Regions from separate parts of the Mus musculus genome. Here regions 1 and 2 are each linked to region 3. A link is a loop called in an ENCODE intact Hi-C map of the cell type or tissue named here. Cell type or tissue: heart. All regions are shown on one strand. Region 1 overlaps Slc16a12 (solute carrier family 16 (monocarboxylic acid transporters), member 12). Region 2 overlaps Pank1 (pantothenate kinase 1). Region 3 holds the start of Kif20b (kinesin family member 20B).

What was found. Hi-C counts contacts between places; a loop is a spot of excess contacts. Peaks named below come from ENCODE experiments on the same cell type or tissue, not always from the same donor. Only the 100,000 strongest peaks of a DNase experiment are listed, where the experiment ranks them.
Region 1: a loop joins it to region 3, with 9 times the contacts of the local background. A loop is called at or near these places in 14 of 42 quality-filtered maps.
Region 2: it touches region 3 in a loop (6-fold over the local background); 11 of 42 quality-filtered maps call a loop at or near these places.

The regions. Positions count from the first base shown.
Region 1 is chr19:34,667,910-34,675,909 of GRCm38, reverse strand. Slc16a12 (solute carrier family 16 (monocarboxylic acid transporters), member 12) reads left to right here. Exons shown (of 7, transcript NM_172838.4): 5 at 524-1,103; 6 at 3,215-3,474; 7 at 5,017-7,509. The coding sequence ends at 5,279. Among named protein-coding and RNA genes, the nearest start is that of Ifit1, 31 kb to the right of the region's middle. In heart, no CTCF peak of the experiment used is centred here; a DNase peak (open chromatin) is centred at 2,209.
Region 2 is chr19:34,823,190-34,831,189 of GRCm38, reverse strand. It overlaps Pank1 (pantothenate kinase 1), which reads left to right. Exons shown (of 7, transcript NM_001114339.2): 3 at 3,817-4,070. Among named protein-coding and RNA genes, the nearest start is that of Mir107, 6.4 kb to the right of the region's middle. In heart, a CTCF peak has its summit at 4,752 (motif pointing left); no DNase peak of the experiment used is centred here.
Region 3 is chr19:34,917,208-34,925,207 of GRCm38, reverse strand. It overlaps Kif20b (kinesin family member 20B), which reads right to left and starts at 2,850. Exons shown (of 32, transcript NM_001362434.1): 1 at 2,775-2,850; 2 at 436-583. The coding sequence starts at 582. In heart, CTCF peaks have their summits at 3,454 and 3,806 (motif pointing left); a DNase peak (open chromatin) is centred at 2,947; H3K4me3 peaks cover 2,008 bases; H3K27ac peaks cover 1,606 bases.

The DNA.
Region 1 (8,000 bases), 250 kb after region 3:
GGGAGAGGAAGGGAGAAAGGGAGAGAGAGTGAAGGAGAGAGGGAGGGAGGGAGAGAGGGAGGGAGAGAGAGACAGACAGAGACAGAGAGAGAGAGAGAGAGAGAGAGAGACAGAGACAGAGACAGAGACAGAGACAGAGACAGAGACAGAGACAGAGAGACAGAGAGGATGTATGGAAAGGAGTGGGGAGTGGTCAGTTTCTTTCTTCAGCATGTCCCTGATTTTGCTGGGAAATTCCAGCTTAGCTTGAGTAGTGATTTTTTTTTTCAAGTTCTTCATGTCTTTGAGAAAAGATTTCTTTTAGTGTATTCTTCCTAAGGAAAAAAGTCACAGAACTCCTCTCTGTAGTTTGAAAATTACGAAAGAATGGCAGGAAGATTAATTTTTCAGCTGGTTACACAAACAGCTTTAAAGGGATTCCTGGAAGATCAGAGTCTCTTCAGTCTCAGTCATCCGTTTTTCCCACTGCCCGCTCTTGTCCGCTCACGGTGAACCACCATTCACGGCGTTCTCTGTTTCCCAGGTCTTGGATTTGCACTTTGTTACTCTCCGGCAATTGCCATGGTGGGCAAGTATTTCAGCAGACGGAAAGCCCTGGCTTATGGGATTGCCATGTCAGGCAGTGGCATTGGTACCTTCATCCTGGCTCCTGTCGTTCAGCTCCTCATCGAACAGTTTTCCTGGCGAGGAGCACTGCTCATTCTTGGCGGGTTCGTTCTGAATCTCTGCGTCTGCGGCGCTCTGATGCGTCCAATTACCCTTAAAGAGGACCGATCAGTCCCAGAAAAGAATCACAACCGTGAATCTCAGCGAGAAGACTGTAAGCAAGCATCTCCCTATTCACCTTTGACCAAAGAATGTACAGAGACCCGTCTTTGCTGCTCCTTGCAGCAGGAATACGGTTTTTTACTGATGTCAGACTTCGTCGTGTTGGCCGTCTCTGTTCTGTTCATGGCCTACGGCTGCAGCCCTCTCTTTGTGTACCTAGTGCCTTATGCTTTGAGTGTCGGAGTGAGCCACCATCAAGCTGCTTTCCTCATGTCCATCCTCGGGGTAATCGATATTGTTGGCAATATCACATTTGGCTGGCTAACTGACAGAAGGTAAATTCCGGGGCAAAACGCAACTGGCTTTTCCTAGGAGGCTTTAAGTGCCGAGTTTTCCCTGGCTTTGTCACACATCTACATTTGGAGGGGAATGTTGGTATCTAAAGGAGGCTTTTCTTGCTGATTCCTATAGATCAGATGTTAGCAAACTTTTTATGTATGGGGACACATAGAGCAAACATTGTTTGGCTTTGTAGAAGATATAGTATTTGTCATAACTCTATAGGACTGCCATCAGCATGAGAGCAGCTGTGTTCTGATGAGTATCAATGCATACTGAAATGTCTATTTCTATATTTCACCCAAGGTTAGGTTTTTTGTTTTGTTTTGTTTTGTTTATTTGGTTTACAACCATTTATGATGAAACAAGCCAACCAAATGACCAGGTAAGTCACACAAAAGGTTAGCAAGCTAGAGGTGCTCCTAATTTGTCCATTCTTGTTCTAGACAGTCTAGGTTGTATGTCTGTCTGAACTTCACAGAGGAGGACAACTTAAAAGTCCTAATGACAAATTTGATTCCAGCCTAAAGTAAATTAGTCTTCTACTGCGACAACTGCTCTCTGCCTGCTGTGGTCTTAACACATTTTGGATTGTCCCAGGGTTTAACTAGTAGCAGAAAGAGGACCTCACCCCACCCCTCAGGTAGAAGGGTCAGGTGCAATGACACACAATGTCATTAGCCACACACTTAGATTTCAGTGTGAGACTAGAATACTTTCATGATATTGTATGCTTAGAGACTGGATTTATAGGAACTCTACAGCAAATAATTAATTACCTGTTTGGATTGGAGACTTCTGATGGCGCCTTGGGTGAGGAATTACTTATGTTTGAGTCATGAGCTAAGAGAGCTATCATCTAATGGCTTCTCACAAGTTACACTTTAGTCATTAATCAGGATCTGACTGGGATTCTCTAGCATTATTAATATAATATTTAGAACAGATTCCACTTGTTTTCTTTTGTGCCTCGCTGGTGATAAAAGCAGCAACTCATATGCTGGACAAGCTCACTCAGCCGTGCCCCAGCACTTCCCACCTTTTAAATTAAAGACAAAGGAAGGAGGAAGGGTGGGGCGATGTCCGCTGCACAATGTTGACTCAGGGAGAAGCAACTTGTAAGTCGAAGGAGGCGTGGCTAGGCACAAGACCTAAATTCTTGTGCCAGTTCTACCCTTTGTTAAAATCACCTACTGCTGAGATTCTCCAGGGCCTCCATCTGTCAAGTAGATGTTGGAGGCTTATGAGAGGAAGCATTTGCAAATAGGCAGAGCTGGCATTCTACCGTCTTTCAAATATTATATTATTATATTATATTATTATATTATAGATGGAGGTGGAGTTTCAGAGAGGAAATGGAGTGGAAGACCACTGCGGGAGTCTGGATGTAGGACTTTATCCTAGATCAGACAGACCTTCGTCACTCTTACACTTCTTTTTACTGTCTTCATATCCAGTCTCAGCAATGTATGATTGCTTGGGCTGTTGAGCATGCGAGATGTGCTCGATACCAGTGACAACCTTATCTCGAAGCACTCACTATGGTAGCTGCCTAGAAAATTGTGGCCTCAGGTTTACATATATTGAGGTGGCTAGTCTCGTTTTATGATGAAAGGATTTTACATTAGAGTTACGCAGGTAGTGACACTGCAATCTTGTACATATTAGAGCAACACCATACTATGCTTCCTGCACACATACATTCATGTATATATGCCAGTAGAACAATCAGAGGATAACAGGAGCTGGCAAGATGTGCTAGCAGTAAAGAACACTTGCTACTTTTGCAGAGGAATGGAGTTCAGTTCCTAGCACCCCCACTGAGAAGCTCATAGCTTCCTGTAACTCTAGTTCCAGGGAATCCAATATGGCCTCCATGGTAGCTAATGCATATGCTCACATACACACATGCGTGCTCGTGTGTGTGTGTGTGTGTGTGTGTGTGTGTGTGTGTGTGTGTGTGTGTACGTGCGCGCGCGCGAGTGTAAGATAACACAAATAGGAAGGCACACACAGCTGCGGTGTTTACAGTTGCGTGACTCTGTTCAAATATCTCTTTTATGGAATCTGAGTATCCCATACTCATTATGGCTCTTCACATTTGTAGGTGTCTGAAGAATTACCGATATGTTTGCTACCTCTTTGCCGTGGCACTAGATGGGCTGTGCTATCTGTGTCTTCCAATGCTTCAAACCTTCCCCCTTCTTGTGCCTTTCTCTTGTACCTTTGGCTACTTTGATGGAGCCTACGTTACCTTGATCCCGGTCGTGACTGCAGAGATAGTAGGGACCACCTCTTTGTCTTCAGCACTTGGCGTGGTCTACTTCCTTCATGCAGTGCCATACTTGGTGAGCCCACCCATTGCAGGTAAGTTTTCAAAGTCTACTAGCCACTGTCACTGTACTGATGTAGAGGAAGTGAACCCACACTTCTGTGTACAGCTCATATACCAAAAATAAGAAAAAGCTTCCGAGTGAGTCAGGAAAGGGTGAAAGGTTGTAGGAATGCAAAAGGGACCAAAGAACTATGGTCCTACCCACATTCTGCCTTTATAATCTTTTTCCAACCAAGTAAGGATGGTAGCTTGCATGGAAAATGGAAGTCCCAAGTTAGGGTCTTGGTTCCAGTTTATGTTAAAGATAGAAGTAAAAGGATAGAACATTTGCTCCAGTTGTAAGTAAGTAGGGCACCATCAGAAGGAAGTCTGCTACCAAAACAGAGCAGTGGGTAGTGAGGCTAAAAGGAGACGTGAAGGTATAAAGACACAGAGAGCCAGGTGGAGGGCAGGGCTCTCTCTGTGTTCTTCGCTTATCATTTGTACATACCAAATGTTGGTAATGGTCAAGTTTTCATGCAAACAGATAATGACTATAGCATGTTTTAGAGAATACCACCTAGAGGTTTACAATAGAGGAAATTAAGATTCTACCTTAATGCAAAGTAACTACTTTGTCCCTACAGAAATCCACATACAAATCAGACCATAACAAGAATATGTGCAGGGGGGTATGGATCATGGGAAACTGTAAAGTGAGAATTAATTTTTCTACTCCACTTTGATTTTTGGATTTGAAGTGGGTGAAAAGTGAAGCTGTATACTTTCCTGGTGGATTTTCTCCACATACAAATATTTTGAGGAAAAATCTATAGCTGCTCCTTGCCAACTACAAACCAATTGCCTACCAGAGTAAAACTTTACCCACCAACTCTCTGATCCTTGTGACCCATATTTTCCTATCACAAAACACAGTGCTCCTCACATCTTTGTGATTGGCATAGATATTGGGATTGATATACTGCAATAGCAGCAGAAATAAAAACAAATTATAGATTGTGGCCTCCGGTATATGCATTTAAAACAACACACAACATCATGTTGTGCGCATGATCTTAACCAAAAGGCCAAGAAGCAATGTCCGAGAGTCCAAATTTTCAAATAAGGTATGGTTGAGATCAGTCTTCCGTTGACAACTGGACACTGCACTAAAGTCTATTAGGTTGCTTACAGTAGTGTGTGGGTTCTGGGAATCCTATTAGCATTTTGTATGTCCACTTATCCCCTATATCACTGATCCCAACTTCAATCACTTGAATGATGTTTAAAGCTACAGACTATGAAATACAATCTTCATCTTTTTAAACCAGATTTCATGGAGTTAATAATCACTAATATTTATTGTGTGAGTAGCAAAGACAGAGGCCTCTCTTAAATCCTTCACTTAATAACAATTATTAATTTATATATTTCTCGGTTCCTGCAAGACATCTTTAGGCCATCTGCTTTTTGTTCAAATCATTGATGGTGTGCTGTAGTCTAGGGAGATTCTCCTGGCAAATGATTAAGTTTGAGAGTGGCTAATCCGGTAATTGAATTTTTAGCTCAGCACCGTGGTTTTGCTTTTGCTGTAGGATGGCTGGTGGACACGACGGGCAGCTACACTGCAGCCTTCCTTCTCTGTGGATTTGCCATGATATTTAGTTCCATCCTGCTTGGCTTCGTTAGAATTGTCAAGAGGATGAAGAGAACACAAGTGCCTTTCCCGGTCAAAGACTCAGATCCCAAGCTACAACTGTGGACCAATGGATCAGTGGCCTACTCTGTAGCAAGGGAGTTAGATCAGAAAGATGAGGAACCCCTGCCTAAAGCCAGGTCTGGTTGCAACCTCACGTGACATCCCTGGGAATCTTCAAGGCTGGTGGACCCCAGGCCACCAGGTTGTTCATGGTCTGGAAATATTTTATTTTGACAGAGTATCACCTCCCAAGTAAATTATTAATACTGTTTTGCTAACATATTTATATGGGGGAAAATAACGAGCAACGAAGAAATCTGGAGTAGCCTGGAGTTTTCTCATTTGGGATTTGTACTTACTTAGCTCCAGGGGAAAGTCAGGGCATAGTTTATGGGATTAGCTGTATTTCAAGGCAACTCCAAGGCAGAGGCCATTGAGAATGGGTTTTGTCATAACAAAATTGACCCCCACCACCTCATTCTGAATGGAAGCAGTGAGTATGCTGGCAGTGGAGATGCAGAGGTGGCTTGAGGGCAGAGTGCCTCAATTTTTAGAGTGGCAAAGAAGTTCTTGAGACTCTTTGAATGATAATGATTAGTGTACAACAGATGTTCTCTCATCAGTTCCCTGCCTCTTCCAATGGGCATCACTTTGAGAGACCCAAGAATCATCAAACACCATGGCTGGAATGGACTTTAGAGGGTGGCTGGTGATAATATTTGATTTGAAACTGTCTTGTTGAAACAGGAAGCTCTTTTCTTCAGACTGTGCCCCCAACATGCACCTCGGTCACTACCGCATACTGACTCTAAATGTAACATAACTCATTCAATGGTGGAATAACTGCTCCATCTTTTCTGAAGGGATTGTAACACACCAGAAATCCTCATCTTTTTTTTTTTTTCTTCAGAAAAAAAAAGTTCTAGTTTGAACTGTAGACACATTCCTTTTAGGAACAGAAAAATGTTGACAGTATTCCCATTGAGCAGTAATTGAATTCTTGAGTCAGCAGGTATCTGGTGGGAGTCTTCCTTACAAAGCAGTCGTTAGATTCAGCATTATCCAAAAGAGGGCTTGGGGGTTTTCTTATCATACAGATGTTCTAAACATGGCCTTCGGAGATCACTGTGTCTCTTGCTAGATGATAGTTATAAATCTGACTCATTGGCTTGGAAGCATCTGCTCCTTCTTGAAAGCCAGACTTTCTTGGTACTTGGAATCCTTTCTGAATTTTTAGATCAGAGGAGAGGACAAGGAGAAGAAAAAAAAAGAAGAGTGGGTCCCCCATCTTATCTCCAGCTGTTTTCAAATCCACACAATGAAGATTCCTGAATCCCCAGTCATGTTCCATCTGCAAAGAAGGACAAGTTACATAATTAAAGGACTTTTTTTTAGTTGTTCAAGAGGTTAAATACAAGTCACAAGGAACATTTTGATCTCAAAGGCCATGTAACCTACTGTCACCAAGAGGTCCCAGCGTGGCTTTAGCCAGACACAGTGCTGGGAGAAATGACCAAGTTTTGAGGAATGGCTGAAGTGGCTGAATCCTCGTTGAACTGAATATCTTTAGGTTACTATATTGCTTTCATAACGAGACTCTGGCTTGATCCGATGGAGAAATTGATACTAGTCCATTGTAGCTTTTCACAGAAAAATTTGAATGTTCTGTCTTTACTCAGCCTGGGACTTTAGTTTTGAATCCATTCACTTAGTGATTTGCAATTTTAAAAATACTTTGGGTACAACTTTAAAAAACTCAAAGTTAAAATAAAATACTTGTTTTGGAATAGCACTTTACCTTAAGAGACATTTTTTTAATCATAAAAATGATTTTTTAAAAATATAATTACTCTTATTTGTATGTTTTAAAGCATTGATTATAAATTTTGTGGGATTCTATAATATAATTTCTCTATTGTGCTTATGAAAAAAATAGGATAGTGATCAAGGGTTTTAAAATTTATATAAAAACATTTTAGATCTTTTGACTTTATACATGCAATAAATTTGCCTTCTAACTATCTTGGGACAACATTTTTGAAGAACCAGTAAGAAACACTGTAGATCTTAGAGTTTACAGTTTGGTCATCTGTACAACATGTTACTAAAACAATATCTCCGTGTATTTAAACAGTTGGTTCCAAAGCTAAGGGAATGGGATATTTTGTGGAATGGAGAATAAACCTGTAGAGGAATGATTCTATGCCTTAAATATTTTTTCACCCAACTGTAAGTTCTCCTTTGTAACTAAGTAGGAAAACGACAATATCTAACGTTTCAATGTGCCATTCTTTCTTTTGCTTAAATTAGAATTTTATGAATGAATCAGATGTGTAGGCTAATATTTTCCTAGTTCAAAGGCAAAATAAAATGGATTTATAGACATGTATTTGGAACAATTGTTTTATTTTCTTCAGACAAGGAATTTGGACAGGTTGGGGAGTGGGACTATCCAGATAGGAATTAGCTCAGAGCACAGGGCTGGAAAAAGATGTTTCCAAGAAAATGGACCCAAAATTAAGTTGGTATAGTCATTGTAATATCTAATAAAATAGACTTTAAACCAAAATTAATCAAAAGAGATGAGGAAGGACAGTTCATACTCATTAAAGGAAAAAAAAATCCATCAAGATGAACTCTCAATTCTGAATTATCCTTACCCTGAATGCAAGGACATCCACATTTGTAAAAGAAACAATAGGAAAGCTGAAGTCACAAATCAAATACCACACATTGACAGTGGAAGGCTTCAACACCCCACTGTCACCAATGAGCAGGTCATCAGGTCCAGACAGAAACTAAACTGAGAAATATTAGAACTTATAGACATTGTGACTCAATGGGCCTAACGAATATCTACATAACATTTTCACTCCCAAA
Region 2 (8,000 bases), 94 kb after region 3:
GGGCTGGAGTACAAGCGTGAGCTACCATAACAGACTTTAAAAGTCCAACATCATGATATCCTGGTGGTGGAGTGGACTCTCTTGGCAAGAGAGACTCAACAAACTCAGTCAGCTTCCAGTTTTCAGGGAAGACACTCTTCAGGGCTGGATGTGCTTATTGAGAGCCAGTTGGGGCAAGTTCCACCCTCTCATCACCACCCTGGGAACCATGCTCCCGGAGCATGGAATCTAGAGGAAAACCAACTAATCAACCAACCAACCAACCAACCAACCAACCAATCAACCAACCAACTAGCAAACCAACTAACCAACCAACCAACCAACCAACCAACCAACCAAAGACACCCAACATCTAAACCAGAGCAGCTTGAAAAGCTGCTGGGTCTTGAGGCATAGGCTCCTGAGGCAGTGCTGGATCCATTGACACACCCCACTGCAGCACCTGTGGAAGGTGAATTACAAACCTGAGCAGATCATCTTGCCGATACAGTCCTGGGCCATCTTTTACCTTTAGCCAGTCCATGGCACCCTCCTCTTTGGCATCTTTGTTGTGACTGGAGACTCCAGCCCAAGGCAAGCATTTCTCTGTAGCTGGGATCTTAAAGACCAGTTTTAAGCTTTTCTCCAAGTAAATCCAGGTGTACAGACAAACTGACAAGTATCCTGATTTTCAGATTACCTATTTGGAAATCTCTGTTATCAGTATGGCTCACTATTTGAACCTGGGAATCCCTCCTTTATCCGCAGGGTCTCTACAAAAGTGACCTGTGACTTATGTTTACTATTTTTTTTTTTTTTTGACTTTCATGACCTTAGGCTCCAAAAAAAAAATCTATCCTTCTGAAAATGTGTGTACTTTGTGCTTTTGCCGTATTCGGAAGGTGGAAACAGTGTTTCAGACCAAAGCTGGATGTGTTTCCTTCTTCTATCTGACAAGGGAATTTTTTCCTCCCAGGGTAGTTTCAGGGCATCTAGCTGGACACATTGTCTCTGTCCATATTTATGATGTTGGCTCTAGGTATGGCTGTCAATATTGTTGATGAACCTGTGATTAACATTTAAGCAGATTAATTTATATCTCTAAGACTGGCTGATGCAATCACCATTTTAAGCTTGGGGCTGACCCTTGAGGTGATAACTTTCCCTGTTCATTTACTAAGTGAGTATTAAGCAGCGACTAAGAGTGGCCTTTAGAACCAAGGCACCTCTGAGGTGCCAGGCTGTGACCAGAGATGCAGGTTTCAGGCTGGGGAACCAAGAAGATCAGAAGACATAATATGTACACTGCTGTGGGCGTCACCTCTAGTTTTTCAGGCGTCTGGACACTTCTCTACCCATAGCATTGTCATTGATGCCTCTTAGAATATAAATTGTGTGTATCTCATTGAAACATTTCAATACTTGATTAAAATGAAACATTTGGAAACATTCATGGGATGCATTAGCTTTGGGCCACTTTGAATGCTTATTTCTGTGTATCAATATTCCTTCTGTCACCTGGCCGGTGACCTGTTCTGATTCTGTAGCGCACTTACAGAATTCTGTCAGCGTTGTTAAATGGAAAATCCAGGTGAGTGACAGGAAGTCAAGTTTCCTTGGAGCTGTCACCTTACATGCATATGTCACCTTATAGTCATGTCTGTGTGTGGGATGTGTGGGCAAGTGGGCCCACAGTCTGTAACACATAAATGCCCACACTAGTATTGGTCACCTTATTGTTTTTGAGGCCGGGTCTCTTACTGAGTCTGGAGCATACAGACTCAGCAAGGTTAGCCTACCAGTGAGCTCGAGGGAACCTCATGAATTTACCTCCCAACAGCTAGGATTGCATGTCTGAAGCCATAATGCCTACCCTTTTTAACTTGAGTGCTGGAGAACCCAAACTTGAATCCTTTATGGCCCAAGCCATCTCCTAAGATGTAGCTCTTTATTACTTTTTGAAACAATAACAACAACAAAAATGTCTTTTTTTTTAAGTAGAGTATATAAGTCTATCTAGCATTTGTGTTGATTTTTTTCCCCCAAGCCCCATGAACAGCAGTAGCAAATAAGATGAAAACAGAATCACCGGGATATGTCTGCTAGTTGCTAGTGTGTCACTTACAGAAATTCACCTAATGTCTTATTCCGAACATTGAGTAAGGCTAACAGAACCTACTTGTACATGTTTTGTCGATGATGGTAACTTTTGGTTTTGGGGTATTTTTGATTTTGTTTTTCTTTATATTATTTTAGCAGCTGAATAGGCAAGGCAGGTCTTGAACTAATGATGTCCCCCTGTCAACATCATTAGTGTTGGAACTGCAGACATGCCACTAGTCCAGCCTCATGGAATTCTTCTGGTATTTTGTTTCCATGTGTGTGTGCGTGTGCGTGTGTGTGTGTGTGTGTGCGTGTGTGTGTGTGTGTGTGCGCGCGCGTGTGCGTGTACATGTGCGTGTCTGTCTGTCTGTCTCTCTGTCTGTGTGTCTATGCGTCTATGTGTCTGTTTGTGTGTGTGAATCAAACCATCACTTCCTTCATTGATTTATTTTTTCAGTACTGGGAGTTGAACCAAGGGCTTCATGCATGCTGTACTCTACACTGACTACAGCCCTAGTCCTTTTTATTGGTTTGTTTGTTTGTTTGTTGTCAGGGAAAATGATCACCAACTTGGACCTGAGGCAGCAGTATTAGGAATTAAACTTTTAAGGATAGGATGGCTACTAGCTGCTCAGACCAGCCAACAGCCCTTTGTTCTCTGTATCTAGAGTGGTGGAGGAGGGGTTATCTGTTCATATTCACCTTCCTCTCCATGGTGTGCCATCTCCTGCTTGTCTCTGGCTGACCTGCCTCCTCTCCAAATAGCCTCCCTTTCTTCTTGTTTATCACATATATTTGACCAACCTCTCTTTCTGTCCCCAAGAAGAGGATGTCTTACCTCATAGACCTCTGAAAGGACAATCCTGGGCCACTTAGCTAGTAAGCCTGTTGTGTGTGGTGGGTGCCATACAGAGACTATCATGGAATCTTCACAGCAACACCGAGAAGCCAAATAATTCACCCCAGATAACCTCTGTTAAGTAAGTTTTAGACCTGGAGTTCAAAGCCAGGCCCAGCTGCTCCAGAGCCAAGTGTGGCAAGAGGCTTTGTGGACTCAGAGGGGACTCTTTTCCACTCCCAGGCCTTTTGACCTCACATTCTGTCACACATATGTAGGATTCTCGTTCGCTTCTGAATATTCTACTGCACTGACCGCCCTTAGCTGTTGTGACAACACGTTTGGCAGCTTATGACTACAGAGATTTCTTCCATCAAAATTCTTGAGGTTGATAGCCCCCAGTTAAAGCCTTGGCATCAACACAGTTCTGTAGAGGTCGTGGGGAGATTACGCTAGTTGCCTTTTCGAGGCTCTTTGTACCCCAGAGATCAGGGCGCAACACTAAGATATCTGTCTACTTCTTCAAAGGCTTCTTCCTCTAGCTTTCAGACCTTTCCTGTGTGTGTGTCCTGCCATTAGAGTTAGGCTCCATTCGGATGACTCATGATGAGACCATGTTCACAGATTCTGAGGGTTAAACCAAGGGCCCACATCCAGGCCACCAGTCTCACATGCTAATGAGTGCTTTCCCGACAACCAGGCAGCTCTTGTCTGTGTAGCACAGCTATTTTTCTGGCTGTGACTGCTGGCCTGTACTCTTTCATGCTGGAGGGGGGTTGGGGTCTGAGTGCATTTCTTGTCTTTGAAAGTGAATCTTATAGAGAGCACACACCTCCCAGGCTCCTCGCACCACCGTATTAGACTACAGCATCTAACAGGCTTTTGTTCTCTCGTAGATTGCGGACCTGCAGCTGCATAAACTGGATGAGCTGGACTGTTTGATTCAGGGCCTTCTTTACGTTGACTCGGTTGGCTTCAATGGCAAGCCAGAATGTTACTATTTCGAAAACCCCACAAATCCCGAGTTGTGTCAAAAAAAGCCATACTGTTTGGATAACCCGTACCCTATGTTGCTGGTTAACATGGGCTCAGGCGTCAGCATCCTGGCAGTGTACTCCAAGGACAACTACAAAAGAGTGACGGGGACCAGGTAAACATGCTCTCAACCAGGAGAGCCTCTTCATGCTTAAGCCATGCCTATTTCTTGATGAGCAGTATATAGTAAAAGGTTATTATCATCGAATACATTTTTTAAAAAGAACTACTTTGGGCTCCTGTACTACCAAAGAGCAGTTTATTGGATGTTTGTTTTCGTTTGGTTTCGGATGCAGGCTCTTCCCTTGTAGTTAAGGCTATCCTGAAGCTTGGTGTATAAGTCTCACAATCCTGCCTCTGCCCCCCTGAGTGCTGGGTGTATAGACATGAGCCAATAACCAGTTCTCTGGATGATACATCAGAGGAGAAGAAGTTGATTCATGTTAAGGTTAATAGCATAAGATCTTTGTCTACTGGAGGTGTCCTGCTCAGGTAGGGTGAGGGAGGGTGGCGCACATTAGTTTGCCAGCAGGTAGGTGTACTGAGTGCTGGTAGGATGGCAGAGACTGCCAGCCAACCTTGGATTGGTCAGAGACGCTTCACAGAAACTTTCTCTTGGAACCTTTGTGGTCTCAAGGCAGGAAAGATGGCTCGAAACAGCATATCATTCCAACCAGCAAACAGAAGGCTTACAAGGAATGGTTTTTCCTCTTCTTAGGTAAGCGAGGAGTCAGAGCAGCTCATAGAGGTGTTGGGATGCAGGGTATCAGAATACAGCCCTGCGACCCCTGGCGGTCAGAATACTTCATAGCTTTTTATTTGTTTTTATTTATTATCTATTCTTGCACTCAAAGACCCATGTAGGGCAAACAGGCTGAGCTTCCTGTCAATGGGCAGCTCAACATGGCCGAAGGACCTGTTGTCAAAAGTCATTAAGAGAGTCCACTGTGAACGAAATTAGGCTGATTTGGTATGAAGCATTCCTTCAACTTGCTAGACCACAAAAACCTGTCTTTAGAGGAACTAAAAAGGACTGGCGCCATGCAGCGCGTCCTTAGCATATGGTGTTGAGACCATTCGTTGTTGGTGCCAACAGTGCTGACAGATGAACATGGCTCGTTACTTGTCTGGACCCCAGGGTTCTCATTTCTGCCAGGAAAGGTGTTGCTTGATTTGTTTGTTGGTTTGTTTGGCTTCCAGCACTGAGAACTCTTTAGCATGCTTCAGCTGTAGCAGGAAAGCTCCGCCCTTTCAGTGTTCCTTCTTTTGTCAACTGGGGTTGAACAGTTAGTGTCTCTCTCTATCCCTGGGGAAGGTGATGGTAGCCAGCGTCTTAAGACATTTCTAACTGTTACAGTTGGAGGTGGGACCCAACAGTACATAGTAGCTTGAAGTCAGGGATACTGATAAAATTTGGTAATGCCTAGGGTAGCTCCTCCAATAGCAGAAGATATATAAAGTCCCCCTACACCAGGGTTGCTACAGTTGAGACACCCTGGTGCATACACACACACTGTTTGAAGCCGGTGTGGGTTCAGAATGTAGTATCTGATATGTTTAGAAACTGCTACCAGGCACACACACCTTTTTGGTTTTTAGTTGTGATTTTATTTATTTAATTTAATATCATTGTTCATGACTTACTATTCATTATCATTGTGCAGCCCTGACTGGCCTTGGAGTTCATCATGTAAGCCAGCCTGACCTCACACTCACAGACATCCACCTGCCTCTTCCCCCTGAGTCCTGGGAGTAAAGATGCCCACCACAGTTCCTGGCACAACATATATCTTTTCATTAAGAATATAGTGGCTTACTTGCTTGGCCAGGAGCAAACACTGATGCCATGGTCTCACTAGCACCATCAGGTGTGTCAGGCTAGGGATACTCAGCTAGACCTTAGAGCATTCTCCTGGCCGAAGTGTAAGTTTTATAATAACTACAGACTTCTCCTAGGAGCAATTGAGTTGGTAAATCTGCCCTCCAGGCACTAACAAGCTACACATTTTCCACAGTTAGAAATAGTCACCCTTTTGTTGATGCATACAAAATAGCTAATGAATGATATCACAGATCCAGCCTCAGATGTGCAGGCTCCAGGGATCTGTATCACCTTGAGAAGCAGCTAAGGAGCTAATTGTGGGGCGTGGCTTCTTCACACATAAGGAGTACCTGCAGAAGGTATTGATGACTGCCCTTTGTGAGCCTCCTGTCTCAGCCTCCCAAGTGCTACCATTACAGGTGTGTGCCACCACTTCCGGCCCAGAAGTTTCTCTTGTGATATGTTAGAAAACAGAAGATGTACACAGTTAGGGAGAGTGGTAAAAATTAGTATCTAAGACCACTGGTGTTAATATGCAAGCTCACTACAACTGAGCTGTATCCCCAGACATTGGGAGCACTGATGTTAAGTAAGCTCTCCCCCACTGAGCTGTTTTCCTAGACCCTTGGGGACCACTGATGTGAGCAAATGATGTGAACTTTAAAAATGTTTTACTTCTCATAAACTGAGAGATGCAACCTAGGTTGTTTGTTAATTCTGCCTTTTCTTGTATGATGTTGTTGTTTTTTCTTGCTAGCTTCTTGTTGTTATTTTGGTGGATTTCATTTTGTTTTTTGAGGCAGTGTCTCACTATGCAGCCAGAAGTGATCTTGAGTTTTCCACAGTACAACATTCATAGCCTGTACTTGTGTGTGTGTGTGTATGTGTGTGTGCGCACGCGCGCGCTTGAGTGCGTGCAGGCACATGTGTGCATGTGTGCATGCATGATCGTGCCCAAATCTTTACATAGCTGCTAGGGATTGGGACACAAGTCCTCATGCTTGTTTGTCAAGTACTTTAACAATGGAGCCACCTCCCCAGTAAGTGTTTGTAAAAAGCCATGTTACTTCATGGAATCCGTTTCCTGTTAACATGTTTTAAATGGTCGATTTTGTATACTTTCACTGCTTCCTAGATTAAGCATTTTTTTCTCCAACACAAGTCCAATTCTAAGTATGAAAATCAGTGGAAAATTAGTACATTACAGCATATAGTCTATTAAAAAGAAGAAAATAACTGTGTAACCTCAGTGGAAGGAACAGTGCATCTCTCCTGGTCATTCAGGAATCTATTTTAAGGGAATACACTCGAATGCCCATCAATGAGCACTGCTCAACAGGCATTGCCAATTCAATTTCTAAACTGAGTAACAAGATTTCTTCTCACTGACGGACAGTGATAGTATTCAATGCCCTTTCTTATCTATATATTTTGCCTCTGATATACTGAGGATTTTTTTCTGCATGTCTGCCAGAAGAAACTTGTGAGCGAGGAAGTGCCTTAACTAGATAAGGTCGAGGGTAAGGACAAGTGCTGGGAGAGCCTGGCCCTCCTGTGACGTTACGTTCCTCTCACCTGTCTGCAGCCCCCGCTGTACAGATGCACACCTGCTTTCCTAGCCAGCTTCTTGTCTGGAACCATTTTCTCTTCCTCCTTCTCACCCTCAGTTACACCAACACATCCATTAATGCGTTACCTTCTTTCTAAGTCAGCCAATGTCTTGAGATGCCTACACGGTGGTTGAATGCCTTGGTCCTGGTGGATGCCCGATTGTTCAAACATAGATTATCAGGGACAAAAAGTGTCGAAGCTGAAAATTCCAACAGACTTTTTAAAAAATGTATTTGGGGAGCAAACAAAAAAATGTAGGCAGCACACATACACAGCACCTGATCTCATTAAAACCACCGTGGGGTTTGGTATGCAGATGAAGGTAGACTGTCTTTGTGTGTTTCCTTGGTTTCCTTGGGATCTCACAATGCCACACCCATGACGTGTAGATTTTACTGGTTGTACACAATGACACATATGGCCCTTGAAAAAGAACTCTTTTTAGAGTTGAAGAATTTTTTTTTTCTGTCTAAGAATCACAGTCTGAGAATACGACACAGCTTTTTTTTTTTTTTTTTTTTTTTTTTTGGTTTTTCGAGACAGGGTTTCTCTGTATAGTCTTGGCTGTCCTGGAACTCACTTTGTAGACCAGGCTGGCCTCGAACTCAGAAA
Region 3 (8,000 bases):
AAATAAACTTTCTCCTAACTGGATAAAAGTCACAGAGAGGTAGAGTTTGGGATTAGGTGAGTGTTCCAGTGGCTTCTTTAAACCAGCTGTGTGATATTCTATTTCTAAATTAATTAAAATAAGGTGATTCTAGCCAGACAGTAGTGGTGCACGCCTTTAATCCCAGCACTCGGGAGGCAGAGGCAGGTGGATTTCTGAGTTCGAGGCCAGCCTGGTCTACAAAGTGCCAGGACAGCCAGGGCTACACAGAGAAACCCTGTCTTGAAAAAACAAACAAACAAACAAACAAAAATAATCTACCAGATGCACAATACCAGAAAGAAAAGGCCACCTCTCTCCTAATTTTTCAAAGAAGCGGATTTAACAATCTAAAGTACCTAGCACCGTGATTCCTTGGCGCACAATAATCAAGTGTTTTTCTTACGTTGTACTTACCGCAGGGTTTGAGGCGACTAAGGAAAACTCATGAGAGAGATCAAGCTTAACACCATCAAAATTGATTTCCAAAGGCCTTGCAATTGGGTCAGCACTAAAAACGTAAGACGGTCTAGGCACTCCATCTGGATTCAAGTGAGATTCCATCCTGCGAGAAGAAAAGCAACCTCTGTAAGCAGCCTTAATAAATCAGCACGCAAGCCGCCTACAATGTTAAGTCTACTTGGAACTCCTGGGAACTTGGATGCAGTTGAGCTGACAGACTACCATGCACAACACTCTGGGTTCCATCCCAGGCATACACGGGGTATGATGGCATGGCTCTCTATACTCCCAACACGTAGGGAGGTTGACCTGGAAAATCACCAAGTTCCAGGTCATCTTAGCTACATAGGGTGTCCAAGAACAATCTAAGCCAAAGACCTTGTCTCAAAGGAAAACAAAATAAACAAAAGTAAGCTCGATAGGACAGCATGAGCTCAGACCACCCACCCCGTCTGCAAAAAGTAGGTAAATCTGTGAGTTTGAAGATAGCCCGATCCATATAGTGAGGGCCTGTCTCAAATTAACCAATTAATTAACATAAAAAATAATTTGTGTGATCCAATTTTATTAAGATTTATTTTTTTCATTTTATGTATATGAGTACACTGTTGCTGTCTTCAAACACACCAGAAGAGGGCATGAGATCACATTACAGAAGGTTGCTGGGAATTGAACTCAGGACCTCTGAAAGAGTACTCAGTGCTCTTAACCACTGAGCCATCTCTCCAGCCCATAATCCAATTTTTTAGGTAGATTTACCCAAAGACATGTCATGAACAATGCAATTAGCAAAAGAAAAAAATATGAACTGTTCACTTGGCCTGATACCCTCCTCTCACATGTCAAACAGCAGAGACAGCAGGGATGACTTAAGATCTTCTGCTAGTCTCGTTACTTAGTATCTCCCAGAAAATTGTTGCAAACCAAATTTTAACATTTAGGACTAAAACTCGGTTATTTGCAAAATAAATTCCTATTTATTTTCCGATTATAAGTAAAAAAGTGAAATAATGCATATAAACTTTACATTTAAAATAAGAGAATTGGGTCCTAGCCCAGTAGGATGCAACTCTGGGTACCTGAGGTACCACAGCCAGAATCTCCAATAATAATGATGATGACGACAATGAAAATCACTAACTGACACATCACAAGGTTGAATGTGAATATGGAATAATGCCATCACTGAACTATTAAATCTGAATTGCACATCAAATCCCTATAGGATAAACCTAACCCTCCACCCCCCAAAAAATTAACATTTAAAATTTTCTAAGGGGGCTGGTGAGATGGCTCAGCGGTTGAGAGCACCGACTGCTCCTCCAAAGGTCCTGAGTTCAAATCCCAGCAACCACATGGTGGCTCACAACCATCTGTCACAAAAATCTGATGCCCTCTTCTGGAGTATTTGAAGACAGCTACAGTGTACACACATATAATAAATAAATAAATCTTTAAAAAAATTTTTTTCTAAGAATCTATCACGCCGGGCAGTAGTGGCTCACGCCTTTAATCCTAGCATTTGAGAGGCAGAGGCAGGCGGATTTCAGAGTTCGAGGCCAGCCTGGTCTACAGAGTGAGTTCCTGGACAGCCAGGGCTACACAGAGAAACCCTGTCTCGAAAAATAAAAAGAAAGAAAGAAAGCAAGCATCTACCAGATGCACAATACCAGAGAGAAAAGGTCGCCTCTCTCCTAATTTTTCAAAGAAACAGATTTAACAGTCTAAAGCACCTAGCACCGGGATTCCCTATTTAAGTAGAAAGACAATCATCTAAATTTGTTTACTCTTCACGACAGGCTCAAAATACAGACCAACGGAAGTAGTACTGGACTAAAACTGACTCACTTCAATTTCCTTTATATACACATAAAACCCAAATATGCTTCTTTTCTAGCCACAAAGTAATGTGACATTTTTTTTTAAAAAAAGCCCCCACTGGACTCAACCTAGAAAGAGATCTTGTCACGTGACAAAACAACTGCTCACCTCCCGAATTCAGGCAACCAGACGTGGCAAATCTTTTTGTGTCTAATAAAACTAGTGTCTGTGAATCTAAAGTGTACCTCCTTTACCGGACCAGGAAACCGAGGCCTAGACAGACCGAAGTCTTCCGCCTCAAGGCTTAACTCGCTTAACTCCCTGAAGCTCAGCCCCACCTTCAGCAGCCCCGCACCTAGACTACGGGCATCACGAGCCCCGACAACGCTGACACGGCCGAGGCGTCGCAGCTTCGTGCCCTCTGTGCAAGCAGCCACCCTCGGAGCCCCCAAAATCGTCAGCTCCTCACTTACTGCAATCGCTGGTCCCTGCACGCCTCCCCACCTGCAGAATTCCACTTCCTCCCGGTTTTCAAATTCAAACAATGGCGGCTCGGCGCCGCGCTGAACCCTGGGAGTGGGCGGGGCTTCCGGCGAGCCCTGGGGGCTGGACCCGCTCGCGGCCGAGTTTCGCCCCCGCCTCCGGAAAAGGCTTTCAAGTCTGGGGGGCGGGACTCGGTGCTCCGGGCGACCGATGGGGCAGTAGCAACGCTCGTGGGCTACCTAGCTGGGAGTTTCTCGGGGCCATATTAGGTTTGACCCTAACGATACCTGTTCGGTACTCAGGTCTCAGGTTCCGTCCTAGACCCGCATGATGACGAGCCTTGCTGAGGCCGCTGTCTCCGCACTGCCTCCCGCGATGCCCCCAGGAGCGGAGGAATGGCAAACTATTCCTCCTATTACACCTCAGAGTCCTGTCATTCCCCGGGGCAGAAAGGACTTGCGACCTGGGACCAAGTTAACTCCCCTCTTTAAGTGATTCTTCTTGTCGATGACGGCCCTCTTGGATGAAACACGTTTTCCTCAAAATACATTTTAGGAGCATATCCTTCATCTTTTTATACCCCCTTTTTGATGTTTCTGAAAGCATAAATCAGCTACCGCTGAGAGGCACTGTGCAGTGCCCCAAAATGTAAGTGCCCATGTGTCCTTCTCCGCTTCCCTAAAGTAACCCTCTGAGTGCAGGGCTAATTTACTAATACATTCATATGACGAGAATTTACTATTGAGGCTAGACTTTCACTTTGAATAAAAATAATGCTAACGTAAATTGAGCATTTACCTTATGCTTCCGCTGGCACTACCTTTATAAAATGGATTGTCTGACTGGTGCTAAGAACCCTTTAAAGTAGGTATTGCTACCGTCCCATTTAATACATTCTAAATAAGTAATGGGCACAAACGTAAATGGAGGGTTGGAGAGATGGCTTAGTGGTTAAGAACACTGACCTCTTCCAGAGGTCCTGAGTTCAATTCCCAGCAAACCACATGGTGGTTAACAACCATCTGTAAAGTGATCCAACGCCCTCTTCTGGTGTGTCTGAGGACAGCAACAGTGTACTCATATAAATCTTTTAAAAAACAAAAAAGCCGGATAGTGGCACATGCCTTTAATCCCAGCACTTGGGAGGCAGTGGCAGGCGGATTTCTGAGTTCGAGGCCAGCCTGGTCTACAGAGTGAGTTCCAGGACAGTCAGGACTACACAGAGAAACCCTGTCTCGGGGGGGGGGGGGGAAGAAAAGTAAATGGAACCGGGATTTAAAATCAGTTGAAGAAGTTTTGTTACCTTAGCTTTTCTGTGATCATATTTTCAGCTATTGCACTTAATTAGAAGGATTTTTGGAACACTAGCTTGACAACCTTAGTGTTTTTCGATCTTGATACAGAATTTATATCTCCTACCACTACCCTGCCTCTGACTTCTTTCATACACACACACACTTCTCCCCCAAACAAAATAATCAAATTTGAGAAGAACTAGTTTGGATAAGATAGTAGATAAGATAAGTAGATTTGAATAGATAAGTAGATACAAGGCCAGAAGGAAAAATGAAGAAAGAAATGTAAATATGAAAGAAAAGAATAAAATAGAGACCTTCCCAGGCTGGAATTTATGTTTTGTTTTTAAACAAAATTTCTATGTAGGCCAGGCTGCCTTGGCCTCTTTCCAATGCTGAAACTATAGGAGTGTACTAGCATACTTCCCTAGCTGGACGTCAGATTCTAATGGGCTTTGTCAATTTTCATTGCTCCTTCAGATAAGTCTAACCCCCTGGATCCGATTTTTCTACCACACCTCACAGTGTCATGTTGCTTTTGCTAGTTACCAACAATTCTTAGCCCTCCGTGGGGCACTTGTATGTGTTGGTTTTGCAAACATTCGTTGGAAATTTGCAGTGCACTGTTTTTGAGGGTGGTAGAGACAGTAGGTGAGAAGAGTGAGCACAAAGACTCTTAAGGACAAATTCTAATAGGGCAACAGCCATGTCAGAAAACATTTACAGAATTACAACTACATCAGGTGCTTTAAAAGAAACTGTCTTAGAATGTGATGGGGAAACCAGAGCAAATGTTTGATCTGTATCATCAAGGATTGTTAGGAATTAACTAGTTAAGTAATATGAACATCCCAAGCCTAGGACACATGATACCAGGCACGAGGGGCGGGGAGAAAACAAAATCCAACAGATCTCCTGTTATTTGGTTCTAACTCCCAGTGGCATTTCCAGGTTAACTATAAATGTTTTACACTTGAAACATTCTTCCCGGGCTACAGGGTTAAGCATGCCCAGTATAGTTTAGTATAGCATGCCCTTTATAGTTCGCATTTCATTGGCCAGTCTCCTTTCTCTTTTACTCAAGCTCTAAAGTAAAGGAACAATGAGTACTGAGACCTCTACTCTCTCCTGTCTAGCTTCTACATGACAAGTTAACCAACTCTTATAATCAACATCTTTATTCGTCTTTACCAGAGAATAATTCTTTCTTCTCAGATCTCACATCAGAGACCTAACTACACGGAAATATTCGATTACCCGCTGTGGTAGTATGAATATGCTTGGCCCAAGGAGTGGCACTATCAGGAAGTGTGACCTTATTGGGAAAAGTGTGTCACTATGGGAGTGTGATTTGAGATCTCTTAGCTGCCCATGAGGCTTCTTTTCAATGGAGATGTAGAACTCTTGGCTCCTCCAACACCATGTCTGCCTGCACACTGCCATGCTTCCATGATAATGGACTGAACCCTTGAAAGTGTAAGCCAGCCCCCAATTAACTGTTGTCCTTTATAAGAGTTGTCTTGGTCATGGTGTCTCTTCACACTAATAGAACTAAGACACCCACTTAATGAAGTGTGACAGATTCGTCTAACACAATATGTTCAGGATGGGATGCTGGGTTTTTCACTGTGGAATCCCAATCCTTCTTCTCCTTAATTTCTTCCATAGTCATTGAATCCTTTCCCTCAGCACTCACTTAGTACATCAACATTTGTACTTTGTGGTATGTCGTTTTGCTTTGTTTTTTTGAGAGAAGATCTCATTTTGCAATGCATACTAGCCTGGACACAAACAGTCTTTCTGCCTCATCCTCCCCACTGCTGAGATAACAGGTAGGAGACAGGAAGACTGGCCACTTGGGAACTGTTTGTAATGTTAAGATTTTTTTTTTTCCTTTTATGCATGTGAGTGTTTGTCTGCTTGTATCTGGGTGTACCACTTGCATGCATGGTGCCAATGGAGGCCAAAAGAGGGCCCCTAATCACCTGGAACTGGAGTTACAGGCAGTAGTGAGACCTGACATGAGTGCTGAGACCCAAGCCCGCATACCTTGCAAAAGCAGCAAGTGCCCTTTACTGCTGAGCCATTCCCCCAGCCCACCAACTTTTAATTGAAATAAATACTCCTTCCTCTCTGTTTTTTATTTTTATTTTATTATGTATATTGTGTCTATGAGTACACATGAATACTGGTACTCACAGAGGCCAAAGGCTGTCATCCACTGAAGCTGGACTTACAGTTGTGAGCTGCCTCATGTGAATGCTGGGAATTGAACTCAGATCTACTAGGAGAGCAGTACAACTCATAACCACTTAGTCGTCTCCCTAGTTTTCCTTTCCCTTCCCCACCCTCTAGCATAGCAAAGCCTCTTGTTGATATTCCTGAACTTCTCCACATTTTTTAATCATATGTAGAGCTACCAAACTAAGGCTGAAATATGATCATATCACTTCCTTGTTTAAAGTCTTTATATGACTTTGTAGAAACAAATGATATTTACTAAGAAACAGTCATCCCACTCGTCCTACTTATTCACAATATCACTTTCCAAAGGTTCGGGTATGGGGTCCCACCTGTGCTCCGCCACAGGGCTTGGCAGCTCCAGGAGGCAGGACGAGGGAAGTTTGACCATGCTTACCCCATGCTGTTGCTGAGCAGGTGATGGGCTGTAGGGAAGCCCCTGGATTCACTCCAGGGGTGGGGAAGCACAGTCTGAGGGTGGGACAGTCAGAGCTTGTTTGGGAGTGTGGCTAGAATGAGGCTGGGGCCATCTGGTTCTCAGGCTCTTGGACATCCAGGCACCACTGGGACCTGCAGAAGAGCTTAGAATGTAGTGGGGGCCCACAGGCTGGATCTGGCCTGGGGCGGGGGAGGGGAGGGGTAGTCTTTGGCTTGACAGCAGGTGGGCTTGAGCTTGAGCTTGGTAGTGGTACTGGCTAGGGGCACAGAGAGGCATTAGACAGTAACTCTATAGGCAAAGACCTTCTCCATTGCTCCCCATGGTGGATCTCGATGAAAAGAAGCAGTCCATGGTTTTAAGACTTTTTTTTTTTTTTTTTTCCAGAGACAGGGTTTCTCTGTATAGCCCTGGCTGTCCTGGAACTCACTTTGTAGACCAGGACTCAGAAATCCGCCTGCCTCTGCCTCCAGAGTGCTGGGATTAAAGGCGTGCGCCACCACCACCCAGCTGTTTTAAGACATTTATTGTCAAGGCAGAAAGTGGATATGTAAAACCATACCCAACTTCTCAGGGTGGACCTGAGATTAAATACCTTTTGTAGGGAGGAATGTCTGGGAAGAAAAGCTTATTGGCTAAGCCCGCCAGGCCTTTAGGTACCTCATTAAAATGGAGATCTGTCTTGAGTGTACATGACCACAGGTCACATCCTCTACAAGTGGAGGGGCTTAGGGCATTGCCCTTACATGATCGTTAACCACAAATCTATGGGAGGCTGTGGCTAGTGACAGGGGCCTGGTACCCAGGAATAAGGGTTTCCAGGGCTTCAAGCTTTAACTCAACCAGGGACCAAGTTACCTTTCATGGTCCCACAGTTCCCCAGGGTCCTTTCTGTGGAATCATATTTTCACAAGTTGTCCATACACTCGTCATGCCTATGCAGTGAAGTCCCCATAAGTTCCTAAAAAGATAGTTGTCTTGACCTATATAGGCATATAAGGAAGCTTGCAGAACGGTGACCAAAACCTTATCCACATTTTGGAATGATAGCATATCTGCCCAAGGACAGAAGGTACAGAGTGTGGGACCCCTCCACACCTCAGTCCATGTGGCTTCTTAGTTGTGTCCTTAGAAATAACCTTTATGATAAATTGGTAAATGTTAGTATTTCCTTGGGTTCTTTGAGTGGCACTTGTAATCAGTCAAACCTGAAGAAAGAGTTAGAGGTGGCTAGTCTGCAAGAA